Regions from separate parts of the Homo sapiens genome. Here region 2 is linked to region 1. A link is an interaction called in ENCODE POLR2A ChIA-PET data of the cell type or tissue named here. Cell type or tissue: GM12878. All regions are shown on one strand. Each heading gives the region's core, and the rest is flanking DNA. Links, peaks and the distances in the headings are about the cores only.

Evidence for each region. ChIA-PET counts read pairs that join two places held together with the same protein. Peaks named below come from ENCODE experiments on the same cell type or tissue, not always from the same donor. Only the 100,000 strongest peaks of a DNase experiment are listed, where the experiment ranks them.
Region 2: POLR2A ChIA-PET joins it to region 1 with 15 read pairs; 2 of 35 experiments call an interaction of 5 or more read pairs at or near these places.

The regions. Positions count from the first base shown.
Region 1 is chr6:15,771,535-15,782,282 of GRCh38, forward strand. No RefSeq gene overlaps it. Among named protein-coding and RNA genes, the nearest start is that of DTNBP1, 110 kb to the left of the region's middle. In GM12878, for the core only: no CTCF peak of the experiment used is centred there; a DNase peak (open chromatin) is centred at 5,207.
Region 2 is chr6:15,871,565-15,882,312 of GRCh38, forward strand. No RefSeq gene overlaps it. Among named protein-coding and RNA genes, the nearest start is that of LINC02543, 120 kb to the right of the region's middle. RefSeq lists an enhancer at 8,694-8,743. In GM12878, for the core only: no CTCF peak of the experiment used is centred there; DNase peaks (open chromatin) are centred at 5,047 and 8,637; H3K27ac peaks cover 1,088 bases.

The DNA.
Region 1 (10,748 bases), core at 1,601-9,600:
TTTTCATTCATTCTATGCAAACCCAAATGCCTGAAACTTTTGTTGTTAGGGACTGAGAAGAGGGGATTCTCACTCTGATGATCCATATTCTTCTATTGTATCTCCAGGCTGCCAAGGTCAGGGAAAGCCTGTGTTCCATATAAAGATTATTGGTGCCCAGAGAGAAGGGGATCTGACTGTTTGATGATTGGGAAGAAGACTCTGCAACGGAGGTTTTACTTGCGATAAAGCTGACAAGGGATGCTGGTGTGGACGGGGCAAAGAGAGAGGGGATGTGTTCTCAGCAAAGGCAAGACTCCAGCATGTGCAAAGGCACAGAGGAATGAAAGTTTGAGTCATGGGGAGAAGGAATTGCTCTGTGTGTCTTGGGGCATGGTGGGCGGCGAGGTAGAGAATACCAGTTGGGCCAGACTATGAAAGTCACTGAAGCTATTGTAAAGCTTTCTTCTGGAGGTGAGTGGTGACTTTTAGTCAAGGGAGGTACACAACCAGTTTTCTGTTTGACATGGTAACTCTGGCAGTAACTAGGAGTTCTGGTTGATGGTAGTCCCATCCGGTCATCAGGAAGACCATCTGGAAGCTAATGAGACAATTCAGGTAAAAAAGTGAGGACCTGAACTGAGGTAATGACAGTGGAGGAGAAAGAGGAGAAAGACTGGGAGAGATTTAGAAAGTCGTCATGGCTGGACCTGATGAACGACTGCATATCATTGATGAGGAAGATGGAGGCAATGCAAGGAGGATGACTCTAAGTTTCTATTTGGGGCAACAGGAGCACGATGGTGGTATACATTGAAACAGACATCTCAGGAAGAAGAATACGCTCTGGGGGAAAGCTTGATCTCCGTTCGGGAAACATTGAGTTTGAGATGCTTCTAGGACACTGCAGTACAGATGCTGTCAGTAGTTGGAAATAGCATCCTAGAATTCAGGGGAGAGCCAGAATTGGAGATGTAGATTTGTGAGTATTTGCTGTATATGTGGTTTATGTTATGGGAAAACACGAGATCACCAGGGAAGAGCACCGTGATGGTGATAGGACAAGAGGTCCTAGGATAAAACTGGTGAAGATCAGTGTGAGAGATGGAGGCCTATTGAGTTGAAGAAAAGTAATGAACAAAGGCAGGTTGTAGTCTTTCAGCCTAGGCTTCATGAGGTTGAGCCCTTTGCTTTGCAGGTTTAGAAGCTTGTCTTTATTAGTTCACCTAAGGGATGAACTGACCAAGGTCTTGACATCTGATTCATCTAACCAAACTCATAAGAATCTGCTACCTAAAGTAGAATGAGGTTCTATTAATTCACAGGTGGAAATACTAAAATGCAGAAAACTAATCAGGTACTGATGAAAGGATATAAACTCCAAACTCATATTGCTTTGTGTGTTATCTGCTTAAAGGTGGAGACATTTCTATTAAAAAACTAGTATTGGCTGTCTTCAGTATTGGGTGGCCTATGGAATAATACAGGTGTACCTCATTTTATTGTTCTTCACTTTATTGTGCTCTGCAAATACTGCGTTTTTTAACAAGTTGAATTTCGTGGCCACCCTGAGTCAAGCAAGTCCATCAGCACCATTTTTTCCAACAACACTTGCTCATTTCATGTGTCAGTTTCAGCAATTTTTAGCAGTACAGCATTTCTAAGTTGAGGTATGTACATTGTTTTTAAAGCCATAATGCTATTGCACACATAGTAGACTACAGTATAGTATAAACATAACTTTTATATGCACTAGAAAATTAAAAAATTTATGTACTTGTTTTACCGCAATATTTGCTTTATTGTAACGGTCTAAAATCAAACCCACAATATCTCCAAGGTATGCCTGTTGTGTGACTGAAAACCCCCAAACTAAGTGTGCCGTAGTTAAATAAGTTTGATAAAACTTAAATCCTTCTCTTAGATGTTCACAAAGTACATATGAATTAAAGACTTTAAGAACTTCTCGAGTAAAGCAACCTGTTATGCTTAACCCAGCATTTGCAAATCCCTTGATCATAGAAGTTTCTCACCTATGATACCAGCCCTCATTTCTGGCCTGGCATAATCTGTCTAATCAATAGCTCCTCTTGGATGTATAACAGACATTTCAGCCTTCACGTGTTCAGAACCAGATTCTTGAAATCTGCCTTTCCCAGCTAGTTCTCATCTCCCCCAAGTTAGTAAATGTTAACTTCACTTTCCAATTGCTTGATCCCCAAATCTTGGAGGCTCTCTTTTTCTAACACTCTGTATGTAAAAATCAGCAAATCCTATTGGCTCTGTGAAAACATATCCCAAATCTGACTACTACTCAGCAGTTTCATTCTGACCATCCTAGTCCAAACTGCTGCCAGCTTCCTCCCGGACTATTACATTAGCTATCTAAGTGGTCTCCCTGCTTCCAAACTTGTTCCCCATAGTGTACTCTTCATACAGCAGCTTTTAAAACTCAAGTCAGATTGTGTCACTCCTCTGCTCAAAATCCTCCAATAGCTTCCCATTTCAGTCACAGCAAAAGCCACAATTCTTAGAGTGGCCTATGACGCCCTACCTGATCTGACCTTCCATTACTTCTCTGATTTGACCTCCCACCACTTTGCCCTTGGCTTACTCTGCTGCAGGCACACCGGCTTCCTTGCTCATCCTCCTGCCTCAGGACCTTTGCACTTGCTGGTTTTTTTCTGTGAGGAATGCTCTTCTCCAGACATCAGCATGGCTCACTTCCTCATTTCATTAGGGTCTCTGCTCAAATGACCACTCATTTTCTAACCATCTTATTTAAAATATATCTGCTTTGTGTTTCTTCATAGCATTTTTCAGCATGTCACTGTGTGTATATATGTGTATGTGTGCATATTTTGTTACTATCTGCACCCCCTGCCTCCCCCACAACTAGGATGTAAGCTCCCTGAGAAGGACTTTTACTTTTTCATTGCTGTATCCAGTATTTCAAAGAGTGTCTGACATGGCATAAATATTTTGTTAAAGATCTGAATAAACGAATACCCCCATTACTAGATCTGCAGAACACACCATGAGAAACCGGTTTAGACTTTTGGTGCCTGCTCTGGGCCGTGATATAGATTCATTTTTCCTTTTTCTTTTATTTTCTTTATTTTTGAGACAGAATCTCACTCTGTTGCCCAGGCTGGAGTGCAGCGGCATGATCTCAGCTCACTGGAACCTCCATCTCCAGGGTTCAAGCGATTCTCCCTGCCTCAGCCTCCTGAGTAGCTGGGATTACAGGCGCCGCCCCCACGCCCGGATAATTTTTAAATTTTTAGTAGAGATGGGGGTTTTGGAATGTTGGTCAGGTTGGTCTCACACTCCTAACCTCAGGTGATTTACCCCCCTCAGCCTCCCAAAGTGCTTGGGATTACAGGCGTGAGCCACTGTGCCCAGCCCCTTTTTCTTTTCTATATTCCTTATCAATCATCATGTTGTTATATAAGTACCTGCAGTTGCAATTTTTCCAGACTGTATTTTATGCTGGTTTCATTTGAGATTGTTTGCAATATCATTAGAAAACAATCTCCAAGTCACAGGGATGGATAGACTACATCTGAGAGGTTCCTGGGATGGGCTAATCTCATCTATTTATATTGTTTTAAAAAATAACTCATGATTTTGAAGTTCAGTTTGTTTTCAAAGGGTAAGGTTAGAAACTTGGAAAAGGCCTTAATAAAATGCAGGCTCTGAACCTAGACTTGTAGACATGGGTGTCTTTGGTTTAAAGCATGCTGTACTGTAAGAGGTCAAAATTTGGGGGTTTAAAATAGAAGGATGGAAAGCACCAGAGTCAGCTGATATAGAAGTCAATGAACACTTATGTTTGGTTTCAGGTGAATATCTATATTCATCTCAAGCAGAGCGCACAGTTTTGCCTTATACTTGTTTAACTGTTTATTGTCAGTTTCCCCAGCTAGAGTGACAGTCCCATGAGAGGAGGGGCTTGTCTTGTCTACTGCATTTCCAGTGCCTAAATGGTACCTGACATGTAGTAGGTGCTGGTTAAATACTGGTCCCTTGGTCATGCTTTGCGCATGTCCATTCTAGTCTTTTCCTGCTGCCTACTAAAGACTTATTCTTTGCTTCATGACTTACTTATTTGGTGCTTTTTACTTAATGATGCTCAACATGTACTTTCATACATACTAACTCAGGAGACTGTTAATATTTGTTGAGTACCTACTATGTGTTTGGAACAAAGGTACAGGAGTATGTGAAGTTAGTATTCTAACCCATAATAAGCTACTTAGTCTCCATGGATAGCTTGTATTTTGAAGCAGGAAATGCCTATATAAAACTTTCTCCTGAAAAAAATAGAGTCAAAAATATCTAAAAGTGCTATCTGATGTTTCCTTGCCATTTATGGAAGAGAACAATGGAATGTATCAAATAAGGGAAAGAAACGAAGACAGAGAGAGTATTGACTTAAGTAAAAGGTCACATGCTTACTAAAGGAATTGCAACACAAGCCAAGCAATTCATAGCATCTCATCAAAGATGCGGGATTCCATCACTGGAACCTGGGAGGTGGAGTTTGCAGTGAGCCGAGATCGTGCCACCGCACTCCAGCCTGGGCTACAAAGTGAGACTTGGTCTCAAGAGAAAAAAAAAAAAAGATGCTGGATTCCACTTACCTTTCCCCAGTGAAGATTCAAAAGCCTATTAGCCTGTTTGAACTAAGATGTCAGACGGTGGCCTCAAACTCCAATCAATAATAGCACAAGGACTGAAGGCACCCACTGTTTCTCAAGAGTTCCAAACCACTCTTAATACAGTTTTACATTCCATCTAATATTTTGTTCTTGATGTTTTCTGATCTTCCAATTGTACTACACCCCTAGGGAAAAACCAAAATTTTTTTTATGAGAAAGCTAATTTTCAATTAGTAGAGTTAAGAAGAAAATCTTATAAACTTTCCTTCCTAAGCATATAGCTATACCCTTGAGAGAACCTTAGCTCATTGTGTGCTCATGAAAAGAACACAATATCCTGTATGAGTCAAACCTGAAGATGCCAAATGGTGATATATAAGCTTTTAAAGAAGGTTAGAGAACTGAGCCAACACTTTAGTTTTGTTCTTTAAGGGTAGAATGCTGGGGGTTATGGGCACTGCATATTATGCAGGAGGGGTGATGGATGATGTCCTCATTATCCTTGTTTTCTAGATTTGGCTGGTTGCAAGGTGGGGCTGGAAAGTCCCTTGTTGGTAATAACGTCAAGTGTATTGATACTTGTGACTCAGAGGCACCATTAAAATTGATATGTAAGTGTGAAGTGTGATATGTAAGTGTGAAGGTAATATGGTTTCTCTTCTTATTTCTCCATAATACTCATGGGACACTTTCGATGATTTAAAGCAGAATGATTTATTATGACTTTAATGTTCTAAGGAACTCTTCTATCTACCCTTGACCTCATCTCAACTGCCATTGTTTTAGTAAGGGTTCTGGTTAGAAATCTTTTCTACCAAGGGTAGGAACTTTTTTGTTATTGGGGTTGGCCCTCTGAAGTTTCACTGAAAAATCAGCTCACAGAAGGCAGGTTAATTGGAGAAAAGGTGTACAAGTTTCATGTGTATACACAGAAGACTTCAGAATGAAGACCTGAAGATACAGGGGAATTGTCCATTTTTATGCTTAGGTTCAACAAAGGATGGACAGCCATGTAGAAATGTGATTGGAACCAGCCTGGGCAACATAGTGAGACCCTGTTTCTACCAAAAAAAAAATGTAGCTAGACACAGGGGTGCATGCCTGTAGTCCCAGCTATCAGGAGGCTGAGGCAGGTTGTTTTTGGCTGCTGCCAGTTTCTGGTGATCGTCAGCATTCCTTGACCTGGGCAGCAACACTCCAGTCTTTTCTCTGTGGCCACATTACCTTCTCCTGTAATGTCTGTGTAATTTCCCTTTGCCTCGCTCTTATAAAGGCACCTGTTAGTGCACTTAGGGCTCACCTGGATCGTCCAGGGTGAACTCCTCATCTTAAGATCCCTAACTTCATTGCATCTGAAAAGAATCTTTTCCCACATAAGATCGCATTCATAGATTCTAGGCATTAAGGCATGGGCGTGTCTTTGGGAGCTGCACCATTCAACCCAGTCTATATGCCATATTTATTATTCTGTATGTGTAGCTTAAGTCAGTCTCGCTAGCAGCTACAAAGGTTTTTAAATTAGCATTCTGACCTGAACCTTCATAAATCATTATTCCTTGAGGACAGCAGCCAAGGACAAGACTAGATTAAGATTTTGAACAGGAGAATGGTTGATAGAGGGAGTTAGACACTCATAACCAATTGCCAGAGACGAGGCAGGAAATTCACATGCGTTAAATATCTTTTCCATTCACTTGCAAATGTGGCCTTGTGGCCAGGTGCTGTGGTTCAGACCTGTATTCCCAGCACTTTGGGAGGCTGAGGCAGGAAGATCACTTGAGGCCAGGAGCTCAAGGCTGCAGTGAGCTGTGATCTTGGTATGCAGGGAGTGCCACTGCACTCCAGTCTGGGCATCAGAGAGAGACCCTGTTTTCAAAAAAAAAGATGGCCTTGTTTGATTCTTATTACAAATCTGTGATGGACCTCGTCTAATCCATACTCCTGTAAATGTGGAAACAGGCTCAAGAAGCTAGGTAACAATGTTCTTAAGTCCCACCAACCAAGGGCAGAGCCAAGATTTTGATCCAAATCTGTTATTGTCTCCAAAGCATACATCCTCTGTCACAAGTGAGGATTTCTGGGTGCATCTGGGACCTCCAAGCCAGCTGTTACTGCCATATGCCTATGTCCTCCCTCTGCTGGGGTTCCCAATAGGGAGAAGAGGACAGAGCTCTTAAGGCTTTGACAAAAGTTGAGTCCTTGGTCTAAGTCAATAGTTTCTGGATTCTATACACTATATTAGGAAAGGAGAGGAAAGAAATAATTATGAACAGTGTTCTTGTCTGTCACGATCATATATGATTACCATCATTGCATCTCCATAACTAGAAAACTGAACAGGTAGGACAGGTTTGAAAAATCCAAATGTGATTTTCAGGGTGGGGGATTGAACAAGGATATATGAAGGTATCAGTGTGACAATTTAGTAATCAGTTTCTTCCTCAATAAATTTAAAGAAAAACCCAGAGGCAGTAAGTTTTTTTGTGAAAACTAATTATGACACTTTGAATTTCAAAATGAGTAAACATACTTTGGAGGAAAGAAAGCAAATACATGGAAGATAAAACAGTTTGGTTTCAAGATTAACACTTAAATATAAATTTTGAATGTCTCTTTGCTAGGTAAGGAAATTTTTTATTCTAACTGTGAAGAACTGGAGAGAGAATTTCTTCTCTGGTCATATGCATGAAATTCAGATCCTTTCTTGCTTCACTTTAAAAATAATTGAATAACATCAGCGTCCAAGAATTTGAAGACAGCATAATTAATAGATGGATGATAATTCAACCTGCCTGAGAGAAACTGCGTTTAAGAAGAAAGCCCCGGCCGGGCATGGTAGCTCACGCCTGTAATCCCAGCACTTTGGGAGGCCGAGGCGGGCGGATCACGAGGTCAGGAGATGGAGACCATCCTGGCTGACGTGGTGAAACCCCGTCTCTACTAAAAACATAAAAAATTAGCTGGGCGTGGTGGTGGGCGCCTGTAGTCCCAGCTACTCGGGAGGCTGAGGCAGGAGACTGGTGGGAACCCGGGAGGCAGAGCTTGCAGTGAGCCTAGATCGTGCCACTGCACTCCAGCCTGGGCAACAGAGCAAGATTCTGTCTCAAAAAATAAATAAAATAAATAAATAAATAAATAAATAAATAAAAAGAAGAAAGCCCCTGATGGCTCAGCCCTTGGTAAGAGTGTATTCCTGCTAAAGATGGAGGTTAAATGCTTAGAATTGCTGAACAGTTACCTCCTTTGCAACGGTTATTAAGCAGAGTAGCTGATTTTTAATTAGATTTAAATGTGTGACTCACTAATGGTTAATGACAAACAATTTAATTATCGGGCCTTTCATTTTTTCTGGAAAGCCTCAGACTGCTCCTGGAATCCTTAATGTGGGCATGTGAAGAATATGGGCATTAATGGGTCTCAGAAGTTTTTCTGTTTTATCTTGTGGACAAAGGCACAAATGGTTAACTCGATTTTATTGAATGTCTCTTCATAGTCAAGATAAGGTTAATGCCCCTGGGGGCTTGGAGATCCACACCAGGACACAGCCCCATTGGTTGGCTTCATTGCCTGCTCTCTTACCCTCCTGGATCCAGCTCCTGAAAGTGTTTTACTTTTTACCAGGATGCTTCTAGAGGATGTCAACTGATTAGCCAATCAAGGTAGGTTCTGATAAGATGTAGACCCCTCCAGGCATATTTAAATCCTATTAATGGATTCTTCCAGAGAGAAAGCCTTTTGAGATGTAGAGAGATGACGCTGTGATAGTGGGATGACAGATCTGGGGTTAATAATTCCTGGCAGGAGAGCCTGCCTGGAGTGTCTCATGTCTCTCCAATGATGGCAGATGCCTCCTTGCTAACTAGGAGCTGACTGAACTGGCCGTTCTGAAAGCAGTAGCTGTGGCTATAGCTGAAATGACAGTCACACATGGTCAGCGTAAAAAGGACTCTGATCATTTAAGTCATCTTCACACATGATCACAAGTGTCTGCAAATTCCAAAAGCAAAGTGTACTTGGTATCATAGACTCTTAAGGCTGTCTCTGGCCATCACTCATAGTATGGGGCATGCTCAGTCTTCTGGAATTTACAGCTATCAGCCAGGATGATGGTGTCTTTCCAAGTTGAAAAATGTCTTTCAGATGTTAACTAAAATTTTAAACAAACTGTTTAGGCAAAGATGTCACAGAGAGGCTATTTACATTTAAGATAGCAGGTACATTTAGTAATATAATCTGTGACATTTACAGAAAACTTATTGGACATTAACTTTTGTCTTCCAATAACCCTATGAGGGAGGTAGTATTATCCAAATTTACAGATGATAAAACAGAGAGGTTAAGTAACTTGCAGAAGGTGACCCAGCTGGTAAGTAGCAGAGCTGGTTTCGAAGCCCACACTCTTACCTATAATGCTAAAATTTGCATATGTAATCTATGTGATTCTTACTTTCAGTTGCATAATTGATTTTGCCACATGGATGAAGACAACTTGAACAAGGGCAACATGGACAGCAGAGAGGCACTAGAGCATGATAGTCTAAAGCATGGATTCCTGTGTCACCTAGTATGAGTAGATCCCCGAGGTCTAGCACATACAGCTGTGAAAGCTTGGGCAAATTGTCTTAGGACTTCAGTTTTCTCATCTGCAAAATGGGGACAATAAGTGTATATAACTCATAGGATTGTAATGGTTATAGGCGACAACTGTGACAATACCTAACATTAATTGAATGCTTCTTTTTGTGCCAATGATGAGAAAGATGGACGTGATTAGCTTTGCCCCTGGCACATAAGCATTTTCATTAGCTATTCGTATTATTATTTAATACTACCTGTCAAACCCATTTCGACAAACTTCAAGAGATCATCAACTTCTTTTGCCATATCAGAATTCTGACCTACCGAAAATCGCTCTTTATAAGTGGGTCAGGGATGGAGCTTGGAAATCTTTTTTGTTATGTACAATTTCACCTATAATTTATTTTCCATTTTAATCTAATGCATAATTGAACACACTTTTAGAATATCACATTATATATTGCTTCTATTACTCTCAGAAATACTTTGTCTTTGTCATAGGGTATTACTAAATCTAGCTGAATTTCCAACTTCCCAAGAACCTGATAAACAGGCTCATTTTTCTTCACAGATTAGTAAGGAGAAGGAAATTAACTCTGAATCCTGATTCTTGTCTATAGTTTAAGGGAAAAAAATACAGTTAAAGTGACTTGAAATCATAGTCATAATCAAAATGATGGGGTTATTCTGCAGCTGTCAGGGGTACCCATGAGCTGCAAAGTAGCACCTGCAATAACAGCCTTGATTTTCTAATCCATTTCACAATCCACTCTTGGCATGAAGCACGTTCTACCTTTCGAACTGTCAGATTCTTGGGCTGAGCAAATTGGGTACAGCTTTTCGATTACACATTCAGTTCTTTCCCAGCTTTAAAACTGATTTCACATTACCAGTATGATTTATCAAGGAGAGAGCCATCTTAAGGCACAAGCCTAAGTTATAGAGGTGGCCCTGGGGTGTAAGCAAAAGCACTGCAGAATTTCAGATATAATAAAACAGGGTGAGCCTGCTATTACCTGTGTCCTAGATACAAAAGATACTCTTCTGATAGCCTGGAACAGCTGGCACCAACACCTCACTTTATTAGGGGGCTGCTGTTTCCATATTTCCAGGCCAGGAAGCCCTATTTCTTAGTAGCTAGAATTGTATTCATTAAAAAAAACAAACAAACCAGGTTTGTATCACTCTTACCAAGCAATCAAGCATAGTCTGTTGATTAGGGCCAGCCTGAAGCCAACTAGTCGGGTAAAGTTAGCTGTCTTCTTTCCAATTAGTGCTTCTTGCCCCTCCTCCATAGGCCTGCCCAAGGCATCCAATACCTATGCTTCCCACTTCCTTCTAGCAAAACCAGCTCTCACACCCTTTAATCAAGCCTCAGTACAGTTGACCCTTGAACAATGCAGGAATTAGAGGCTCTGACCTCGTGCACAGTAAAAAACCTGCATAACTTTTGACTCCCCCAAAATTAACTAATAGCCTACTATTGACCAGAAGCCTTACCCAAAACATAAACCAATAACATATGTG
Region 2 (10,748 bases), core at 1,899-9,898, 100 kb after region 1:
GCTGTATCACGAGGTGTGTCACAGCCATATCACTCAGAGCGTATGCCTGGAACCGTGTCAGACATGCCACACACACTGGATAAGTGACATTTAATAATTGATATTCAAATTCTACCCAACATCAAGGCCTTTGCCCAAGGAAATAGAACAGCATAAACCATCATTCATGCAACAAAACTGCTGTCTACACCACCAATGAGTGTCTACAACAAGTCCAATACTGCTCCTATATTTGCAGTGACAAGAAGATGGAGTTGACTCCTCATCCACAGTACATGTTTTTGTTAGGTAAAGAATGAGCTGCCTACAATTGTTGATGAGTGAAAATATTGTGTCTCAATAACACATTAAGTTAATGTCCAATTCCAGACCCAGATCACAATAAGATAATAGATACCATTTATTGAGAGTTTAGTATAGTGTGCCAGGCACTATTCTAAGGGCTTTATAAATCTCAACTCAATAATTCTCTTTACCATTCCATGTGTTAGATATGGTCATTATCCCTATCTTACAAGTAATGATACAGAGGAACAGAGAGATTAAGTAACTTGCCCAAGGTCACACAGTTAGCAGAGCCAGGATTGAGACTTAGGTAGGTCTGGAGCTTTAATTTCTATGCCACGCTACTGTTCTCTTTGCCACATCGCTTGACTTTAGGTCTCGTGTTCCTAACCTCTACTTTCTCCTGATGGGGACCACCTTCCATACTACGGGAATGCGACCTCCCTCTGCTAAACACAAACACTGGCACTAAGATTCGGAAACTCACAGTCAACTGTTTCCTTTCTCAACCCACACTCGGCCTCCTCAAGGCTCGCGTTCTTTAACTACTTTCTGTTATTTATGAACACATCTGTCTCCCCATTACACAACAAGTGACTTTGAGGACAGCAAATGTGACTTACTCATCTCCCCCACTCCCTCCCTCCACATTCCAGAACACGGTACAGTGCTCTGCATATAATAGGAATTTAGTAAGCATTTGTTTAATAAATATGTTTAGGGAATTTTTCCTGTTCTTTTCTTTTAAAGCCAAAACTACTCACAAGGGTTAAAAATGTTAAACCTCATCTGTCACCTCTGAGATGGACTGTAGGGAAAACGAATAAACAGTCCACTCCAGCTGCAGGAACCTAGGCCCCAAGGAGCATCCAGAAAGCCCTCAAACCTGAAGACTAAGCAGTCTGTAACACATGAGGCCATTTATTAAGTCAGCAGTGGCCAGTGAATGAAAGGTTGTATTTTCAGAGAAGAATGAACTATAACTTCAGAAGACAGCTTCCTTTGTGGAGGTCTTAACACAGTAAGCAATATTTTGTGGCTCTTTTGGTAACAGTTCTTATCTGAGAATGTCTGTGGTAGATTAAAGATGGCCACAGATGCTTTGCTACTGTTTCCTTTGAGCAGTAGAATCTAACTCCCCTCTTCTTGATTCTGGGCTGGGCTTAGCGACTTGCTGGACCAATCAAATGCAGAGCAAGTGACACTTCATGGCTTCCACGTCGAAGTCAGAAGAAGCCATTGGCTTCCACCTTGGCCTCTGGGCACACTCACTCTTGAAACCCAGCCATTGTGCTGTGAGGAAGCCCAGGGAGCCATGGAGAGGCCAACACGGAGAGGAATCATGGCCTCTGGGAGACAGCCACAGCTGGGGTCCCAGCCGATAGCCAGCAGGGATTTGCCAGCCATGAGAGTAAATGGTCTTGGAGTGGATCCTCCAGCCCAGCCCAGCTCCGCCAGCTGATGCACCTGGAGCAGAGATGGGCCATCCCACCAAGGCCTTCCCCAGTTCCCGACTCAAAAAAAAAAAAAAAAAAAAAAAAGAAACTGAACAAAATGAAGTCATTTTAAGTCACAAGCTTAAAACAGCAATAATGCTGAAACCAGCACAATGAGAAACAGCCCATCAAAAAGCCCATCAAAAAGCTCTTCACTTTATAGGTGATTTTCCCCAAACATACCCATTGGATTACATATTTGACCTGCCTTTACCTCTTGAGTCGTGGTGTTTTAGAAAGAAACTGTTCACTTCATAGGTCAAAACTATGTCAAAGAGAGACATGGAAAAAAAGAAACCCTGTGGCTCTGCTATTCTAAACTGAAATTGTAAGGGAATTAACATGTGGCAGTCTGCTCTGAAAAAATTCAACACATAATCCCATGATTGATTTAAATCCAGATTTATGATATGAAGAAAATCTAAGCCTTTAACTAGATCAAACAGTTACTAGATCAATTATTTCAAAGAAATGTTAGACCGCTGGTATAAGGCCACCCTGATGATAAAATAGGCAAAATAAAAATAGCTTCCCACCTCTAACCCTCAAAGCCTACCATTAATGGTTGATTCACTTGTCTTTATAAGATCCTCTTTTAAAATGCAAATATTCTGAAGGTTCGTGCATTAACAGTTAATGCAGCCTTCAGTTATTCACAAGCTAGACTGAGTTACAGAATTCCAGTTCACTGTGTAGAGGTGGGGGAAATGGAGTGGTTCTTGGTGAGCAGCTGGTAGCCAGCAAGGGAACATGTCACCTGGGAGGGAGGGGAGAAAGCTTGGGAGGCAGCAAGGTGTGCAAACAGTTAGGTGGGAAGCATCTAAAATTTTCTTCTACTTTGCTGGCTTCCTTTAGGCTGACCAAGCTACTGGGACTTACGAGAGCTTTTGAAAAATACAAGGCTAGAAAGGGTTAAACAAGACAGCCAGCAGTACTGAGTCGTTCCTTCCAATTAATAACTCTGTAGGGTCTTATAGTATTTTGCCTCTTCCCAATTTCACCTCCTTGCTGACCCCTACAACTGGTAGGATCCCCCGCCAGTGCTCTTTGAAATTGAGTTTGCTTGACCTCTTGAGTGACTGTGATTCTCAGCTGAATGGGATATTCCTGTCTTTGTTCTCCCCATGTGGCCTCAAATGCTCCTGGCCTTATAGCTTGTCAGCTCATTATCAGGGTGTTCATAGAACAGTTAGAAACCCTAAAGCAAGATAGTTAAACAGGTATTTTCCTCAGGGCCCACAGAAGCTCTCTGCTACACACTGACTAGGGAAGTCCCCATCACTGGCCATGTCCTTTGAGGACACAGAGGAAAAGTACCCAGTTGCTTTCACATAGTAGTTCACCGAGATTAATATTTACCTGGTTCAAATCCTTTCCTCATTACACTAAAGAGCTTCTGCACAATCAACAGAGTAAACAGTTAACCTACAGAATGGGAGAAAATATTTGCAAACTATGCATCCGACGAGAGCTAATATCCAAAATCTTTAAGAAACTTAGACAAATCAACAAGAAAATAGCAAAGAATCCTATGAAAAAGTGGGCAAAGGATATAAACAGAAACTTCTCAAAAGAAGACACACACATGGCCAACAAACATATGAAAAAATGCTCCACATCACTAGTCATCAGAGCAACGCACATTAAAACCACAAAGAGATACCATCTCATACCAGTCAGAATGGTTATTATTAAAAAGTCAACAAATAATATGTGTTAGAGAGGATGCAGAGAAAAGAGAATGCTTATATACTGTTGGTAGGAATGTAAATTAGTTCAGCCTCTACGGAAAACAGTATGGAGATTTCTCAAAGAACTAAACATAGGACTGCCATTCGACCCAGCAATCCTACTACTGTGTATCTACACAAAGGAAAAAAAAATCATTTTATCAAAAAGACACCTGCATTCAGTGTTTATAACAACACTATTCACAATAGCAAAGTCACGGAATCAACCTAAGTGTCCATCAATGATTGATTGGATAAAGAAAATACGGTGGCCCAGTGTGGTGGCTCACGCCTATAATTCCAGCATTTTAGGAGGCCGAGGAGGGTGGATCACCTGAGGTCAGGAGTTCGAGACCAGCCTGGCCAACATGGTGAAACCCCATCTCTACTAAAAATACGAAAATTAGCTGGGCATGGTGACGGGCACCTGTTATCCCAGCTACTTGGGAGGCTAAGGCAAGAGGATCACTTGAACCTGGGAGGTAGAGGTTACAGTGAGCCAAGATTGCACCATTGCACTCCAGCCTGGGCAACAAGAGCGAAACTCAGTCTCAAAAAATATGTATGTATATATGGTACATATACACAATGGAATACTATGTAGTCATAAAAAGAATGAAATAATGTCCTTTTTAGCAACATGGATGGAACTGGAGGACATTATCCTAAGTGAAATAACTCAGAAACAGAAAATCCAATACTGCATGTTTTCTCTTATAAGTGGAAGCTAAATAATAAGTACCCATGGACACAAAGATGGAAGCAATAGACACTGGGGACTCCAAAGCAGGGAAGAAAGATGGGGGGCAAGGGTCAAAAAATTACTTATCAGGCACTATGTTCACTATTTGGGTGATGAGTTCACTAGAAGCCCAAACCTCACCATTACACAATAGACCTGTGTAATAGACCTGCACATGAAACCCTGAACCTAAAATTAAAAAAAATACTTTCCTCATTGATTGTTTCATTTCTTCATATGGCTAATTAGTCACAGAGAAAAGATTATTCTCCTCTGCTGTGCCCAACCCCATACACTTCATGCAGGTCTTTCTTCAAACGGGGGACCATTATACTGGTGTCCATCTCTTTGAAGAAAAGGAGAGGGAAAATCTGGAGTTTGAGGCTCTGTTTCTTATCATAGTCTTTTTCATCTTTTAATTTTTGTTCAACCTTATCTACTATGGCAGAAACTACCAATACCTGAGTTTTCCTTTTGGAGGCACACAATTAGACATATTTCCCATCCTGTGGCATCTATGTGAGACTACAGAACTGATTCCTATCAACGTGACACATCTCAGGGAGGCAAGGTGTGTTACTTGGAGGGCTAGGTGTGTCTGCTATGCTCTCTCAGTCTTTCTTTATACATCTCATAAATGTAGAGAACTCTGACATACAGTCACAAGTTGACAGATGCCTGGATCCCTGAATGATTGCATGAGCAGAGCTCTACATCGACCACACTGAAATGTGACTTGACCGGGAACTTTTTTATGTTACGTTACATTGTTTGTTTTAGCAATCAAGTCTACCCTGACTCATAATTGCCAGCTTTTTCTCTTCTCCTTTCTTATTCTCTCTGGCCAAATGTTTGCTTGGTACTCTGTTCCTGAGTCATTTCTTGAATCTTCAACTGACTAACTCACCAGAGGCTACTTGTCAATGGCCCTAGCTCTTCAAAGACAGGGCAGGTATACTGTTCACCTTTGCACCTCTATTGTCATTCATGCAGTAGGTTCAATAAATAAATGTGTAAGGTGCTATTCATAAGATGTTGCTAAAATGGGTCCTTCTTCTCGAGGTTCTTACCTCAAATTGAGGAGACAAGATATATACATATGTAAGGTAGTATATGAAAAGTGCCAGTGGTTCATATACACCGTGAAATATTGTGCAGCCATAAAAAAGGATGAGTTCATGTCCTTTGCAGGGACATGGATGCAGCTGGAAACCATCATTCTGAGCAAACTATCACAAGGACAGAAAACCAAACACCTCATGATCTCACTCATAGGTAGGAATTGAACAATGAGAACACTTGGACACAGGGCGGTGAACATCACACACCAGGGCCTGTCGTGGGGTGGGGGTCTAGGGGAGGGATAGCATTAGGAGAAATACCTAATGTAAATGATGAGTTAATGGGTGCAGCAAACCAACGTGGCACATGTATACCTATGTAACTAACCTGCACGTTGTGCACATGTACCCTAGAACTTAAAGTATAATTAAAAAAAAAAAAAGAAAGAAAAGAAAAGAGAAAAGTGCCAATGGTTTGTTCAGAAAATAACTGCAGCTGGGGATCAGAAGAGGAAGCTAATATACAGCCTACTGTAGTTAAGGAAGTGTTCACATCAGGGAGGAGAAGTGAGCTAAGCTTTGAAGGGCAAGTAGGATTCTAAGAGGTGGAGGAGATGGGAGAAATCACAGGAAAAGAGAAAGAGGAGGCATCTCTAGAGTTGCCCAGTGACATAAGCACAATTAAAACTTGGTTGTGCACATCATTCTTCCACAAGTGAGGTCCTAACCCAGTTGACTAATCAATAAAATTATACTTATCTGCTCCTGGCATATTATACTTTCATGTACATCTTTGGAACAGTTCTCCTGATCTCTCCCTATATGAGATATATAAATAAGTGCTCATTATTGATAGTAATTCCTATACTCTATCTGACATAGAGTCAGATTATTATTACCAATAAATCAGAGAGTTTCATCTGGCATTCTCCTCCATTCTGTCTGTCTATCAGTAATTTAAGCTTGCAGTCTCATTGAATATATATTCCTCTGTAATTTCTTCCCATGGCTTAAAACTAATTTTAACAGCCCTTTGCATGTGTAGATACATTTATTTTAAAGGGCTCTCATCCATCTCTCATCATAGGATATGGAGAAGACTGAGGCTATCTCCTGGAGCAGAGACTTTAAGTGCAGATGATATTAGCTGTCTATAACCAAGACAGGGCTGTTGGCTTATTATGGCAGACAGGGTTGGTAGTTCATTGGTAGTTTTCAGATGAAGAATTCACTATAAGTGCTAATAAAGCCAGGCCAAGCTGATCGTTGTCCAGGAAGGAGAATAGACAAGGAGAGAGCTCTCAAGAGGGTCAGTCATCAGGAAAGGAGTGGAGAGAAAGTGTTCTGGGGGTTCCAATATGGACTTAAGAGAAGTCATCTCTGAGAGCCTTGTTTCATGTTTATTTTCAACTAGATCCATCCTTTTCCCATTCCTAGCATTCACGCTCCCATCCCAAATCACTGAAGGGTTTCAGGTCTTGTTATAGGAACTATTTTTTAAAAAGTGTTTTTTTGTTTTGTTTTGTTTTTTGAGAGCGGGTCTCACTCCGTCACCCAGGTTGGAGTGCAGTGGCACAATCTCGGCTCACTGCAACTTCCACCTCCCAGGCTCAAGTGATCCTCCCACCTCAGCCCCCACAGTAGCTGAAACTACAGACATGCGCCACACACCTGGCTAATTTTTGTATTTTTTGTAGAGATGGGGATTCGCTACATTGCCCAGGCAGGTCTCAAACTCCTGAGCTCAAGCATTCCACCTGCCTCGGCCTCCCAAAGTGCTGGGATTACAGGCATGAGCCACCATGCACGGTCTAGGGAACTATATTTGATACAGTTGTGATTGTAGGGAAAAATGAGAGAAATGGAATATTTACCCATAAAGTGTAGTTATAAAATTCCTTTAAATTTTCTATTTTCTTCTCCAATATACTTGGAAGCTCAATATATTAATATTCTAGATGTGCTGAATACCCCCCTCTTCTGTCTCTGAGAACACTTACAGTCCTCGCCATTCATCTGGCCCTCCACAGAGTCTGCCTTAATACTGAGGCTGGCTTTTCCACAAGTGCTTTCTCCTTCCTTAGTAGTTACTCACAGACCACAGTTCTTGGTGGTCACCTGTAGACCTGGTTCTGAAGAAGCAGCATAATTGTTACCTGTTTTTCTTCCCAATAGACTCTGAGCCTCCTTGACGGGAAAGATTTTCCTTCTGGACCTCCATCTCCCTGGTGAAAGAAAGGTGGCACATGGCAAATCTTCAACAAACGTTGGCTGTTTGAATGGATTGGTGAAGGATGAATGGATAAATGAAGTGCAGATCCCTTGCAATTGGAGTCTGTGTTAGGGTCTGTGTTATACCTCCTGTATCCTTGGTACCTGGCACTGTTCCTTGAACAGAGTTTTTAAACCCGTGGATGCTCTTTCAGCATGGAAGTCACTGGAATCAGTATTTAGGGGAAGAGTTATGAGTTGTTCTTTATTTCTCTATTAGTTATAACCAGCTTACTTCCACAAAGAGCTTAAAGAAAAAGAACATTAAGACTAGGACTTTTTCTCAAACATCTTACAGATTACAGGATTGTTCTTTTGAACTCTGAAAAATAAGCTGGTTTTGCTGTCAACTTTATGATTGGGTCAGAAGTCATCAGTGCTTTAACAACAGAATCTTGGGTGTGGTGTTTCCATGATTTCACCCAGGCATGTTCCCAGCATGAACATAAGGGAGGGAACACATGATTAAATAACGGTTTTTAACATCTTGTCACAACTACATGTTTAGCCGGACTCTCAATAAAAAATGAATGTGTCCTCAGAGTCACTTGTCTGTTTTAGACACATTTCTAGCAGCACTTTGAACTTTCTTTAAAACATCACACGCCCCTTGAAAGCAGAGTCTGTGCTCTCAGGCTATGTGTGCAGTGAGTGTCTATAAATCCGCAATCACTTTCAAATCTATGGGATTATAAGGCCAGGTCATCCCATGCCCTCAAAGCTGAATTCCAACTTAAATCAAAACCGTTTTCTGACTTAAATCACAAGTGCCCTGACTGGTATGCTCACAACTTTCTTTCCTAATGACTAAAATGGTCTGTGTGTGTGTGTGTGTGTGTGTGTTTTTCTCAGTTTGGCTCTCCCCCTTTCCCCCCTCGTCCCATCTTTCTCCTTATCTCAACAAAACCATCAATTTGCCAAGTAACCACTGTGGAAATTTCATTAGAGCTGCTGTATTTTACTGTAAATATCACCCACCCAGGGCATCCGGTTGAGCGGCACCAGATGTGCTTTCCTGGCCGATCGCCAGCCTCTGCTGAGCCATCGCCCTAGAAGGACATTTTCACCTCTGTGAGTTCGTCACATCAAGAGTAGCTCTTTCCAGAGACTTCTGTTAATAACAGAGAAAGTCTGTCTTGCTTTGTGCTTTAAATTGTGTGCCCCATGTGCTGGAGCTGCATCTGCACAACAGTCTAAAGGCGAACAATTGGGCTCTGTGGTGTTTTGTGGTGTATAAAGTGAGATTCTCATTCTGTCCTAATGAGATGAGTCCAGGCGACTCTGCACACCACTGTAGGGTGGATTGAAGAGATTTGGCAGCCTCTCCATTCCCTCTTCTGGTTTTGGTTTTCCCACCTCTTTACCCACCCAGGTTTCTCCCAACCTGCTCTTGGTACAAGCTGAAGCTCCAACCCTCAGTATCTTAGCATGTGACCTTATTTAGAGATAGGGTCTTTACAGGGGTAATCAAGTTAATATGAGGACATGTGGGTGAGCCCTAATCCCATATGACTGGTGTTCTTTTCTTTTTTTTAACTTTTATGTTCAGGGGTACACATACAGGTTTGTTTTATGGGTAAACTCATGTCGTGGGGGTTTGGTATATATTATTGCATCACCCAGGTACTAAGCATAGTACCTGTTTTTTTTTTTCTGAACCTCTCCCTCCTGCTACCCTCCTCCCTCAAGGGGGCCTCAGTGTCTGTTGTTCCCCTCTTTGTATCTCTGTGTCCTCATTATTTAGCTCACACTTATAAGTGAGAACATGAAGTATTTGGTTTTCTGTTCCTGCGTTAGTTCCCTTAGGATAAGGCCTCCAGCTCTATCCATGTTCCTGCAAAGGACATAATATTATTCTCTTCTTATGGCTGCATAGTATTCCATGGTGTATATGTGCCACATTTTATTTATTCAGTCCACCGTTGATGGGCATTTAGGTTGATTCCGTATCTTTGCTATTGTGAATAGTGCTGCAATGAACACATGCGTGCATGTGTCTTTATGGTAGAATGATTTATATTCCCTCGGGTATAGATCCAATAATGGGATGGCTGGGTCAAATGGTAGTTCTGTTTTTAGTTCTTTGAGGAACCACCACACTGCTTTCCACAATGGTTGAACTAATTTAGACTGGTTTAAGAAGAGGAGCAGAGACGCAGAGGCAGATGTGCAGAGGAAAGAGGATGTGATGACACACAGGAAGAAGACGGCCATGTGGCTGGGGTGATGCCTCTACAAGCCCAGGAACACCAGGGATAGCCAGCAAACATGAGGAACTGGAAGAGGCATGGAAGGCTCCATTCCTAGAGCCATCAGAGAGAGGATGGCTCTGCTGACACCTTGATTTCAGACTCCCAGCCTCCAGGACTGTGAGAGAATACATTTCTGATGTTTTAAGTTGCCCAGTTAGTTCTTGGTGTCTTGCAGCAGCAGCCCCCAAAAAGGAGTACCCCTCTCTTTCTCCCACTCTGCTCACAGCAGCTGTCTTCCAACTCAGGGTCGTTCCACAGTCATGCTCCGCTCTAGCTGCATTCCAAGTGGCAAGTTTTTCTCTCTTTGCCCTCCAGCCCTCACAACGTATCAGTCTTTGTCCACTTCTCCAATGCCTCAGTGTCTTTAGAGTTATTAATAGTGAAGGGACTACCTAAGAACAGTGGCATCTTAGGGCACGGCTGCTGGGCTGACAGGTCAATGGTCTGGGTCCAGGTTGTACATAACATCTACCAGAGGTTTCCCAGGAAAAATGGCTTCCACTGTTTCTCAAACTGGAATCTGAGGTCTCTCTAAGAGTTGTTTTTCTTGAGACAGGGTCTTGCTCTGTTGCCCACACTGGAGTGCAGTGGCACAATCACAGCTCACTGCAGCCTCGACATCCCGGGCTCAAGCAATCCTCCTACCTCAGCCTCCTGAGTAGCTGGGACGACAGGTGCATGCTACCACGCCCAGCTAAGTTTCTAATTTTTGGCAGAAATGGGGTTTCACTATATGGCCCAGGCTAGTCTTGAATTCCTGGACTCAAGTGATCCTCCCACCTCAGCCTCCCAAAATGCTGGGATAACAGGCATGAGCCATTGTGCTCAGCCACTCTGAGAGTTTTTTATCTTGTGTTTTCATTTACAAGACCTTCTAAAAAGTTATTAGTCTTCCAATTATAAAATCAAAA